2 separate regions of the Homo sapiens genome follow, and region 2 is linked to region 1. The links are chromatin contacts, found by Hi-C or POLR2A ChIA-PET in ENCODE. All regions are on one chromosome and are shown on one strand. Each heading gives the region's core, a stretch centred on a gene start or an enhancer-like site at or near the end of the contact. The rest is flanking DNA. Distances are from core to core; before and after follow the strand shown.

Evidence for each region. A loop is a pair of places that touch in the nucleus more often than their neighbours do. ChIA-PET counts read pairs that join two places held with the same protein, here RNA polymerase II (POLR2A). Pooled maps may share reads with other maps.
Region 2: a loop to region 1 is called in a pooled map, with 3 times the contacts of the local background. The contact joins the enhancer-like site here to the promoter of TPRG1 in region 1. A Hi-C loop is called at or near these places in 1 of 168 maps with a recorded cell type or tissue (PC-9), 1 of 37 single-sample maps with no recorded cell type and 6 of 50 pooled maps. POLR2A ChIA-PET finds 5 or more read pairs at or near these places in 1 of 52 experiments (activated naive CD4-positive, alpha-beta T cell).

What each region holds. Positions count from the first base shown.
Region 1 is chr3:189,169,236-189,175,154 of GRCh38, forward strand. It overlaps TPRG1 (tumor protein p63 regulated 1), which reads left to right and starts at 2,736. Exons shown (of 6, transcript NM_198485.4): 1 at 2,736-2,896.
Region 2 is chr3:189,938,061-189,943,979 of GRCh38, forward strand. No RefSeq gene overlaps it. Among named protein-coding and RNA genes, the nearest start is that of MIR944, 110 kb to the left of the region's middle. RefSeq lists an enhancer at 1-389. Within about 2 kb of position 3,716, at least 6 of the 41 ENCODE cell types and tissues checked have a DNase peak (open chromatin) inside an H3K27ac peak, as active enhancers do; they include PC-9, where a contact is called at or near this core.

The DNA of each region.
Region 1 (5,919 bases), core at 1,486-3,985:
CTCACTGCAACCTCCGCCTCCTGGGCTTAAGCGATTCTCCTGCCTCAGCCTCCCATGTAGCTGGGATTACAGGGGCCCGCCACTGCGCCCGGCTAATTTTTGTATTTTTAGTAGAGACAGGGTTTCACCATGTTGGCCACGCTGGTCTTGAACTCCTGACCTCAGATGATCCGCTCACCTCGGCCTCCCAAAGTGCTGGGATTACAGGCATGAGCCACCAGGCCCGGCCTGTAAAGGTTATTATAGAAGAGAGAGAAGAGACAGGACACAGAGAGAAATGATCTCTGAAGGCCAATCTGGTAAAAATTATTCTGTGCTTCCCTGCTCCTTGGCTGTTGAGCATGTCCTCTACTGGGAGATCTGTACATAGCCTTTGCTATGCCTGGAAATACAGACATGAAGTGAATTCTTATATATAGCCATATGTTCTGTCATAGTATTGCTTCACATTCATACCAATACTTTGAATTTTACAAAGCTCTTATCACCTCCAGGAGCTCATTTTCTCCCTCAACAGCCCAGGGAGGTTGGTGGGATCTGTACTGTAACTCCCATTGCACGGAAGAGGCAATCAAGGCTTGGGGAAAACTAAGCTACTTGCCTCTGATCCCAGTGAGCAGCTGAGCAGGGACCAGAGCTGAGGTTTTCCGTGTGGCATTACTCCTACTGCTTGTGCCCCTCCTGGATGTATTATGTTACTGCAGGCTGCAGTATGGCGGAGCTCAGCATGAGCTGGGAGGAGTGTTCAGTGGCCGCTGGAAACCTAACGATAATTAGATGGATGCCGTGTGAACAATTGATGTCTTTTCACAGAGTTTCTTGCCCTTTAAAATAGCATACTTCAAACAGCAGTGCATTGCTTAGTCCTTCTCTTAAGAGACCAGGCTGGGATCCAGCATGTCTCCACTCCTCCTGCCTTTTGTGCCCCCACCCTGAGCTGTCATAAAGACATTTGGAGCTGAGTGGGAACGGTATTTGCCTCGCAATTATTTCTAATTGCCCTGTAGTTTTGTGGCGTCTAAGTGGTGTGACCTAGATACCGGTTCTGTAAAACTCTCTTTTCAGCCTGGGGTCTGTATTAGGGAGGGGGCATAAATCAGTTTGATCAGGTAACTGTGGCTGAGTCCATCTCACCAATAACATTTATACCCAACTCTACCATCTGTGCTTGTTGAAATCCTGGCTCTTCTTAACAGCCCGGATCTAATGCCGCCTCCACCGCTGTGCAGCCTTCCTGGAGTTGCTCCCTCCTCTGGATTACCATAGTACTTGTTAGGATCCTGTCTGTGGTGCTCATCATCTTCTATATCGTGCAATGCTAATTCACTTACAAATTTTATCTTCTTGAGCTCCTTATGCCAGAGAATGTGTTTGGTTCCTTTTCATATCCTTGTCTATGTGGATAACTGAGAAAGCTCAAGGTAGTTGCTCAGTTAACTACTGTTGAGTTAGTATACATGACGTCCTCGACACGGTGGAAGCAGGTAAAAGGACTGTTTATTCATTGTGACCTCTCCTGAGTGGCGAGTTGCCAGTTTGCACTTCATTTCCTGTGGAATCGCTTCATGACCTCAGTATTCCTGGAACTTTAAACAACATTTTTTGAAGGGTGAATATTAGTTATTTTTCTTTTAAAAGAATGGAATTCAACCAATTTACTTTGTCAGCGCACACCCGTTCCTCCAGCCATCAAACAAATACAATCTGATTTGGCCAGAGTCTGCTGAATGAAGTAGAGAATTTAGGATAGAAGATTGAAATTCAATCATACACATAACAGCATTTTGTTTTCTGTGCTCTCCTTTCTTTCAGCAATCCACCTACTTGTGCAGTTCATACTTTATTTTATACCAACTCTGTATGTAGAACACACTTGCTTAGGTTTCAGAATGTGTTCATTAAGATTCTATTTCATTTTTTTAGCACCGTTGCTATGTCAAATCTTATCCTAGGTTTATTCTCATATGCTTCCTTTCAAGTTCTATCTGCATTTCTGAAGGAGAAATGATACTCTCAACTTACAGATGACCAAAATTAAAAAACCTCAGAAAGATAGATTATGACTTGCTATAGGCTGCAAAGCCATTAAATGACAGATCAGGATTCACTAAATAGATATTAATGGATCATCATTAATTCAATGTGTATTTATTTATTACCTACTATCTGCTGGGTGTTTTGAGGAGTATATGAGAGAATAAGATGTAGCATTGCCCTCAAGGGGCCCCCCATCTAGGGAGGGGGATACACACTTACATAGAGACAATATCATGTGGCACATTTCCTAATAGGAATACTGACCAGAGATTGTGTGTACATGTGTTTGTTTTCAGAGATACACTGCTCTACATGTCTTCTACATTTTTGACAAGAGTGGTAGTGATGCTTAAAATCACAAATATCCAATAAATCAAGCCATCATAAAGAATATTAATGATAGGAGTGTAGGCCTCAGGCTTAAGCTTAATTATAACTACTTGGAGGCATACAGAAGCCATGGAGGAATGGATGATAGGCTGCTCCTGCTCCCTCAGCTGGATGTGTATTAGAGGGAGTTGGCAGAAAAATGCAGGACTTCTTGAGGGAGAGGACAGGAGGTAAAGGTGTGTCATTGCAGAACAAGAAAGGCCCCACCCACAAACCCAATTCTCTGCCTCTGACGGGTTGAGTTCCACCCTGTAAACATCCTCAGTCCTTTCATTTGACTATTTGAGGGTGGCAGTGTAACTCTCAGCCTACTTGGTGAAGTGAGATTCAGACTGAGTGGGGTCACAGCACAGGGCACTGTCTTGCCTGGCTTTATCTGAGCCAATCACACCTCTCCTGGCCACTATCTGTGGTCTAGCCCCCTTTGTGCAGAAAGAGAAAGAAGAGCCTTGAGGACCAGCCTAGTCAGGTAAGATCAAGTGGCTTGTCACTGGTTCTGCAGAGATGGGTTATTTCTCTATGAACCAATTGCTTCTGTCCCCTAAGCCGAGTTTCTGGTCACCTCCCCCACTGACTTGCAGTTTGGTTTAGGTTTGTAGTTTTGCATTACCATGTGAAATTTCCCTATTCTTCCTTACTGTCCAGGGTTGATGAGGCTTGTAGGCTAGCATTTTTTAGCCTATAAAGCCACTTGACATACTTATCTATATATTGATTTTGATCTTAACTGCCCTATAGTGCAGTAGGATGGGTATAATTTTCTCCATTTGGTGGCTTAGTGAACTGAAGCTTGGTCAATTGAAGTGATTTGTTCCAATTGGATCAGCAGGTTAAGGCCAAGATTAGATTTGATTCCTTCTTCCCTCTTCCTCTATTATAGAACCCAGCAGGTCATACCTTATCCCCAAAAGCCAAAAGAAGTGAAAAGCCTTTCTGAACCGTTAAATGGCAAACAAAAGGTGATTATTTCTTTGCAGGCAGTTTGAGAGGGTTATTTTTGAATTCATCTGAGGGAAATTTCATAATAATATATAGGTCCCATCAAACAGGGCTGTTTTTAGAGAACAAACGAGGGCATGTATGTAAAGGGGAGTTGTAAACTGAAAGGTGATAGGCAAATGAGACAGCGATGACTACTTGGCGCCTGAGACATCCTCCAGATCTCTGTATAAGCAGGTTTTAATTCGGGGCTAAATGACACTCTCCAAATGTCAGAGGCAGCGTAGTGAGGCACAGATCATACAGGCCCTGGGGAAATATTTTAGCTTTTCAGTCACACTGTGGTATGTAGAAAAGCAAATCTCAATGGGGGAAAAACACCCCCAAATCCTTTCAAATACACTCATGCAATTTCCTCTCTTGTGACAGCTATCATAGTATCTCATTGTTCTACAGTTTTAAGGAAATCTCATCTTCAGTTATTATGTAGTTTACTTTTTAAGATGCTAATTTTAGCTATCATTTTTCTTTTCATGCTCAAAAGGTTATATCATTCTTAGTTGTGGAAGGAAATGTTTCCTCTGTGTGTGTGTGCATGTGTGTATGTGTGTGTGTGTCTGTTTGAGTTTATTATGACAGTACTGATAGTCATCCCTTGGGGCCACCACAAATGCATTGGGTTGTAATGCTATATAATCTTTGGCAGACTTCTATATATTCTTTTTCTTTCTTTTCTTCTTCTTTTTTTTTTTTTTTGAGACAGAGCCTTGCTCTGTTGCCCAGGCTGGAGGGTAGTGGCGCGATCTCGGCTCACTGCAGCCTCCACCTCCCGGGTTCAAGCGATTCTCCTGCCTCAGCCTCCTGAGTAGCTGGGATTACAGGCATGCACCACCACACCTGGCTAGTTTTTGTATTTTTAGTAGAGACGGGGTTTCACCATGTTGGTCAGGCTGGAACTTCTATATATTCTTGGTGTCTTTCTGGCTGTAAGGATCCTGAAGAAATCGTTTAATTGATTACTTTATTCAAAACAGAGAAACTGAGGCCCAGAAAGATGAAGTGATATGCACAAGTCACACAGCCAGTATCATTGGAGCTGCAAGTCACATATGGGTCTCTTACTCTTTCATTGCCCACAATATGTAGTGAATGGTGCTAGGAGTCCCAAGCAGAAGCATTAGCCATGTCATTTTGGAGACTGTAACTAGATGTCCTTTAAGATTTCTTCCAATTAAGAGTTTTAGGGCACTTTGACCTTTGCTTAGCATCTACTGGAGATGGTATCATGCCCTTTAGAGCAGGGAAATCTGTCAGAGAAGCCTCTCTCTTTATTGACTTGGTTCTTCTGGAATATTTGCTTCGGCCAAATGTTGGAGCTGCTCCTTAGGTATAAGATGGGGAGATGGGCAAGAGGTGGTGGCATCTTCATTTTCTTCAGCCTGTCTGGATTTTTATATTTTCTGGGATCTTCCTAAATAAGTGCCACTCAGTTTGATCCTTTTAAAACTTGAAGTGATAGTTGATATTTTACTCAACATTGTTTAATCTAATGGCAGCGTCAAGTCCGAGAATTCATTTACTCCAGAGCTTGCAGAGCAGCAGCCACAGGTGAATCCAGCATGCAGATGTGCTTTGTTTGTGCTGCCATGTTAAACAAGATAAAACTAGTTCCAAAGTATTTGATATCTAGGAAATTTCCTGTAAAAAATCCAGATATCTTGTTTTCAGGAAGATCAGGAGATCTGATAATAATGGACCCACATCCCCTCATGGATAACACCTGTGCTGGGGCCGGGCAGCAACTTCTTCCTGTAGATAGAACATGTTTTCCCCCATCCTCCACAGCTCCCATTTTACCTGATTTAGGCTACCAAGTGTTTGAATTTTCCACTTCTGATCTCTTCCAATCTCTTAGGTATTAGGATTCCTTTCAATCATTCTCTTTCAACGGAAACCTAGTTCTACATAATGACAGACCAGGCTACAGGTTAATGGCACCAGGGAAGAGGTGAAGTTAATTATTTGTTCCTAACCTCTCACTATGTAAGAGATATAGGATATATGATGACTTCAGTAGAACATACCGTTGGCTCTGATACCTACCCAGGATATTTTCTTCAGCTAGCTATCAAAACTCAGTGACTTGAATGCTAAAGTATTAAGCAAGATGACACTGCTGCAGCATAATATTTAGATGCCTATAAAAGAATAGGAAGGACAGTTGATACTTGCAGGGTAATCCTCTTTACTCAATCGATCAATGGCATAAAAACAAGAAAAGAAATTATGATGTATGATAGCACATAGATAGCAATATAATGCCCTGTTTCCAAAGAATCCAAATTGCTGAAATACTAGAGACTAGCTTAATGATATGTTTTCTCTTATTCACCCACTAATATAATAATCACCTTTTGATCACCTATGGTGTATTATACAACCCTAAGCTTAGGGATTTAGGGGTAAAGAGTAGAGACCCTTTCTCAAAGGGGCTTACCATCTAGTATTGAAAATGTGTACACAAGTAACTATAATGCAAGACAGAATATGATA
Region 2 (5,919 bases), core at 2,466-4,965, 770 kb after region 1:
CATTCTGCTGGGCCTTGACCTCAAGAGCACGAAATTGAGTGTGATGTGATTCTACGACTGTGCTACTGGCTACATTTCGCATTGGTGACAGGAAAGCACGGGCTGAGGTGACTTTGTCTTTAAATGGCTAGAAGAGGGCAGACTGCATCTCTGAGTATCCTTGAACCTAACACCTTTGTTTAGGGTTGCTCTCCAGAAAAAGCTTGAGAGAAAGCCTAACAGTTTGCAGAGTGGTCAAGAGATTGAATAATAACTGAGTAGCAATAATACTCAGATGGGTTATGTCTTTTGACTATTTAAAGGACTTTTGTATACCACTGTATGCAGCCTTATGAAATAAATTGTGTATACACACACACAGACACACACACACACATACATATATCTAGGATAAAATTAATAAATGGTTCAGTGTTAAAGATTGGAAAATATGGGAAGAAAAACAAAAAAATTGACATTTAATGCCATCATCTAGATATAACTAGTATTAATATTTTTGTGTTTCTCTTTTCTATTTTTATTAGATAACATAGTTCCTAATATAGTAAAAAAGTGACAATTAAAATGTTTATTTATGGAGGAGGATCTGAGATAGCAAGACGGCTGGAAGAGTAGTTCAGGAATGGAGAGAGAATCAGGAGTTCTGATGACTTCATGTGTGATCTTGAGTAGATCTTAAAATTTCTCTTAGTCCTTAATTTTTGCCCCTACAGAAGGGCAGGAAATTTGAAGGCAATGTCAATAGAAGCTCAATGCCCTAAGTTGAAGGTTAAACCTTAAATACCAAGAATTAATGTGATAAGAAGTTAGTCTACATGCAGTAGACAAAGACACCAAAATACACCCTTTAACTTCAGAGCTACTGCCAGGATTTCTATGTATCAAGGGACTGTCTTACAAATTAATATATATTTTTTTTTTGAGATGGAGTTTCGCTCTTGTTGCCCAGGCTGGAGTGCAATGGCACAATCTCGGCTCACCACAACTTCTGTCTCCCAGGTTCAAGTGATTCTCCTGCCTCAGCCTCCAAGTAGCTGGGATTATAGGCATGCACCACCACCTCCGGCTAATTTTTTATTTTTAGTAGAGACGGGGTTTCTCCATGTTTGTCAGGTTGGTCTCGAACTCCCAACCTCAGGTGATCCACCCACCTCAGCCTCCCAAAGTGCTAGGATTACAGGCATGAGCCACTGTGCCCAGCCGCAGGAATTAATTATTTACCTGATCCCCATCCTTTTTTTTATGCCCATATTTTCAGGTTGCCAAGGTCTAAGAAAGGAAAGGGATGAGGTAGCTTAAATGACTGTAAGATGAGCAGCTCTTCTATCATTTAAATCCACAAAACTAGGCAACAAGGGAATCATCACATCAACCATCCTACACTAGTAGTTAGCTGTAGTATAAAAGGTAGTTGGCCCGGCGTGGTGGCTCACACCTGTAATCCCAGCATTTTGGGAGGCCAAGGCAGGTGGATCACCTGAGGTCAGGAGTTCAAGACCAGCCTGGCCAATATCATGAAACCCTGTCTCTACTAAAAATACAAAAATTAGCTGGGCATGGTGGTGTATGCCTGTAATTCCAGCTACTTGGGAGGTGGAGACAAGAGAATTGCTTGAACCCGGGAGGCGGAAGTTGCAGTGAGCTAAGATCACACCTCTGCACTCCAGCCTGTGCAACAGAGTAAGACTCTGTCTCAAAAAAAAAAAAAAAAAAAAAAAAAAGAGGTAGTTTTCTGCGTTCAAATTATCTCCCATTTAATGATTTGAACACACCTGTTCTGTGGGCCTCATACCCTCTCCTCTGATGCCCAGACATCACAACAAGAGAACTCTACCTAAAACAGGCAAAGATTGGAGGAGATGAAAAAATGTCCACCCTGAGTCAAAGGAATGGCTCCACCTTTAGGGCATACCTCTCCAGACTGGGAAAGCTAGTTGGAGAAGAACAAGAATAAAGGATATCTGGGTTTTCATTTTTGCCTTGCTGGCCTGTGGTTTCTTGAGATTTTCTTACCATAAATTGCCCGCTATTTAGGAGAGAATTTTGTTTCTGTGGGTTCAAAGAGACCAGGTAGGCTGTGGAAGAAAAAGGCAAGGGCTAGTGGCATTCACTTACTCCTGGGCTCTGAGCTCTGGGCTCTCTCTGGGAGAGAGAGGACCCTTCTATATACTTCTTAGTGTGTAACCCAGTCTAAGGTAGAAACGAAGAAGCTCTCAGGGCAAATGTTCTATCCAGGACATTGGCTGGAGCATTCCTTGTCTTGTATCATATTGTGGATTGGCAGCAAAAGGCAGAGAACAACTTAGGTATATAATTTGCAGAAATATCCAAACATTGTTGTCTGAACAAAACTCTGTTGAGTAAATGGTGATGGTGATGATGGGATGATCATAATTACTATTATTGATGTGTTCTGTATGCCGCTTTACATGCATTATTCTTTCTACAACCCAGTAAAAATAGGTATTATTTCTTCCATTGCACAGAGGAGGAAGATGATGTTCAGAACACAAACAACTCACCCAAAATCCCACAGCTAGTTATTAACCAGGACAGTATTGAGGTTTCCATAGCCTGTGAAATGTCTTTCACTATTTGCTGTTCCTAGTTTTGTGTTAGAGTCTTGGGTTTGGTCTATTACAGAGAATGCAGAATGCAAATTCTGGAGACTCCCCCACCTAACATGTCTGGGCTACTGATCCGAGAAACCCTCACAGGTAGATCTAACTTAACTGGGTACAGCTAGATGGCATTTTGTAGCAAAGGCTGTGAGCCTAAAGGCTGGGGATGGGGAGCGATTCAGCCTTCATGAATTGCAAATAATTTTTCAAGGTATCTTCTTAGGGAAGAAAGAGAGTTGGGGTCTCAGGATGGTGGGGAGAAGGAGCTGTGGTGGGGCCCAGTGTAGAAAGAGGAGGCCTATAGCTATTTTCTCCCTCTGTTAGGGCAGATCTCAGCTCACTTATTTTCCTTCAGCCTCAAACAAGTTGTTTTGTTTTTTTTTAATTTAGGAAAGAGAAAGATTATCTTTAAACAAAAGTGGCACCAATATCCTGCCATCCTGATTAAAAGCAGGATGAAGATAAAATGATTTCTCTATCCCTCATGGCCTACAAAGCCAACGCCTCCCAGGGAAATGGCCTTCTCCCAGCGGCAGCCCAGCTCTTCACCTTTGAAGCTGCCTCTAAACCTGTTTGCTTTTGGAGCTCCAATAAGATTTGTGCTTGCTGCCACAGGCTGGCCCAGATAGGCTGCTCGTGCTGAGACTATGGCTGTCTTCCCGGGTGAACAACAATGACAGTTAATTACATCAACCCAATTAGCAGCAGCATCCACTTTGTGCAAGCAAGGCCCACCTGTGGTCTTACCTATGTCTAGCAAAGGGCCCCCGGGCCTTAGTGGGGAAGCTGGTGAATTGGGAGGCTAGATGTTTAGCAGTGACCTCCTTTCAGAGCCCTCTTTTCTTGGAGATAAGTGAGGGAACTGGAAAAAGACCAATGCCTTACACCATAGTCAGCTAAACAGGCTGCAGATCATAATGGTTTTCAGATTATTCTGCTAGGTAGGAACAGAGTCTTCCCTCAGCACTTAGTGGATGATCAGAGGTGGAACTTTATCAGATTTTGCCTTTGGTAATGAGGCCGTGTTTGCCTTGCCTCTAATAGAACACTAAGAACAAAGGCCTCTCTATGGAAGGTGGGAGGTAGACAAGAGAATGTGACAGCTGTTTTCCTTGGCTCCACACTCATGTTTTCCAGCCTTTACAGGGAATCAGAAGTGCTGGGTTCAAAGGCTAAATCTAATCACCTATTAGCTGCTTACCTTGGGCAAGTTACTTAAACTTTCTGAGCCTTGCTTTTTTATTTGTTAAAAATGTGTCTAGACAAACTGTAGGGGTGGAGAGCAAACCAGTGATTGCCCAGGAATGAGTCAGGAGGGAATGACACAAAGGGCAGCGGGGTGGGTGGGAGGAGGAAAGTTCTGTGTCATGATTACAGTGGTGGTCTCACAGCTCCACGCATTTGTGACCCATAGAAGTGAACCTGAAAATAATGAATTGTACTGTATACACATTTTAAAAGCAAATAAATTCTAAAGAGTGATTAAAATAAGGGTGAGGATAATAATAAAAGATTTGAAAACATCTAGGACAATAAATGGCTCACATGTGTGCTAAATACATATCAATTGCTTTCTTTTCTGAGTCTGTTTCTTCATTCATAAAATGAAAATTAAAATATTACTTCTTATAATCATAAAACATGTTATCTTTGTCATAAGTATGGTATGATTATAGGATTTTGAATGTAAACACTTTATCGGTAGTCAAGATATAGCAATTCATTCATTCATTCATTCATTCATTCATTCATTCATGTTTTTTGAATGCTCTTGTTGGGTTAGGCCCCGTGGTGGGAGCTGCTGTTAAAATTTTAACAGAACCAATCCCTCCCATCCCAATGTAGCTCATAGTCCAGGAAAGAGAGAGTGATGAAAACATGATTGTAATAAATGCTGCATGTGTGAAGTTCCAACAGCTATAGTTGTATATCTAAGAGGCACCTAATGCAGACTCGGAGGACCAGAGAAAACTGCTTGAAAAAAAAATATTATCTAAAAAGAGACATGGAAGGCGAGTAGAAGATAGGCCCCAAAGGAAGCACGGAAAGAGGGAGGGTTTGCAGGCAGACAAGACTATATAGAGAAAGATCTAGAAGGGAGGAAGAACAAGGCTCATTCTGGAACAAAGCATCTTTCAGTCTGGTTGGGGCCGGGGATGATGGTTCATCCTGAAAATTCAAGCCTTAGACGGGGTGTTGGAAGAAGTGACCACTAGAGAGATTTCCACTCCCATAGGCACATAATTTCATAATGACTCTTGGCTCCCTCCTTGTATTCATTTCTAGGCAAGTGGGGTCTCAGCCCTTTGCTTTTCCTCGGGTATTTGGATTGGAACTTAGGGGAAAGTCTCTCTATTGAGCAGTGTGATCTTCTAGGTTCCCTGTGTCTGCTTTTGCATAATCACTCAGGTTCCAGCCTGCAGTCTTCACCGCCAGATAGAAGGTGACAGGAGTCATGGAAAGGATTCACATCCTCTAAGGCTGCTAGATGATGTCAACCCAATTACCAGAGACAGCACTATCTGAACGGCAATGCCCCTCAGGTGTCTGCACCTGTGTGGATCTGGGTGGAATTCTTTAATGTGACATTTGACTGGCAGAAGATCTGCTCCTCCCTGCCTCTTTTGTCCCCTTCTGAAAAGGAAGCAGCATCAGCAGTAGGGCAAAATTCAGACAATTCATAAATAGCCACTTTCCCCAGCCCCAGCCCCTGAACCACAGCAACCTCTGCCTCTAGCCTCCTCAGTTCCTCCTTTAAAACCTTGAGACCTCCTCACAATCCAGGTTGTGGCCCTGGCCCCTGCCCTATGCTTTATTTGTTCTGGTTGTTGAGAATGTACTGCTTGTTATATATTATAAATGTCACCTCTTTGGAGGACAGAGGACAACTGACTGGATGACTGCCCCGGGAAAATCATTTTCTTTTTCTGGGTTACTATGACTCAGTGAAAATAAAAAAGGATTATCATATAGTTAAAATGTAGAGTTACCAGCTTTATTAATTTCTACGGTCTCTTCCACTCTTAGTAGTCTATGATTCTGTAAACTGTGAATAAATTCAGATTCCCATATCGGAGGTCTGAATACTGAGTGCTCATCCAAAGAAAGGAGTAAATAGTCTACATCCGGATATGAGCAGGAACTTCTGCGAATCTTAGATTAATAGAACTTTAGAGCTGGGAGTGAAATCAAGTTCACCCAGCAAGCCTTTTCAGATGTGTTCCACAGAGCTCTAGGAAGACCATGGGGAAAGATGAGAAGGGGTTAGCGGAGAGAGCTCCAAATTCCTGACTCTTGC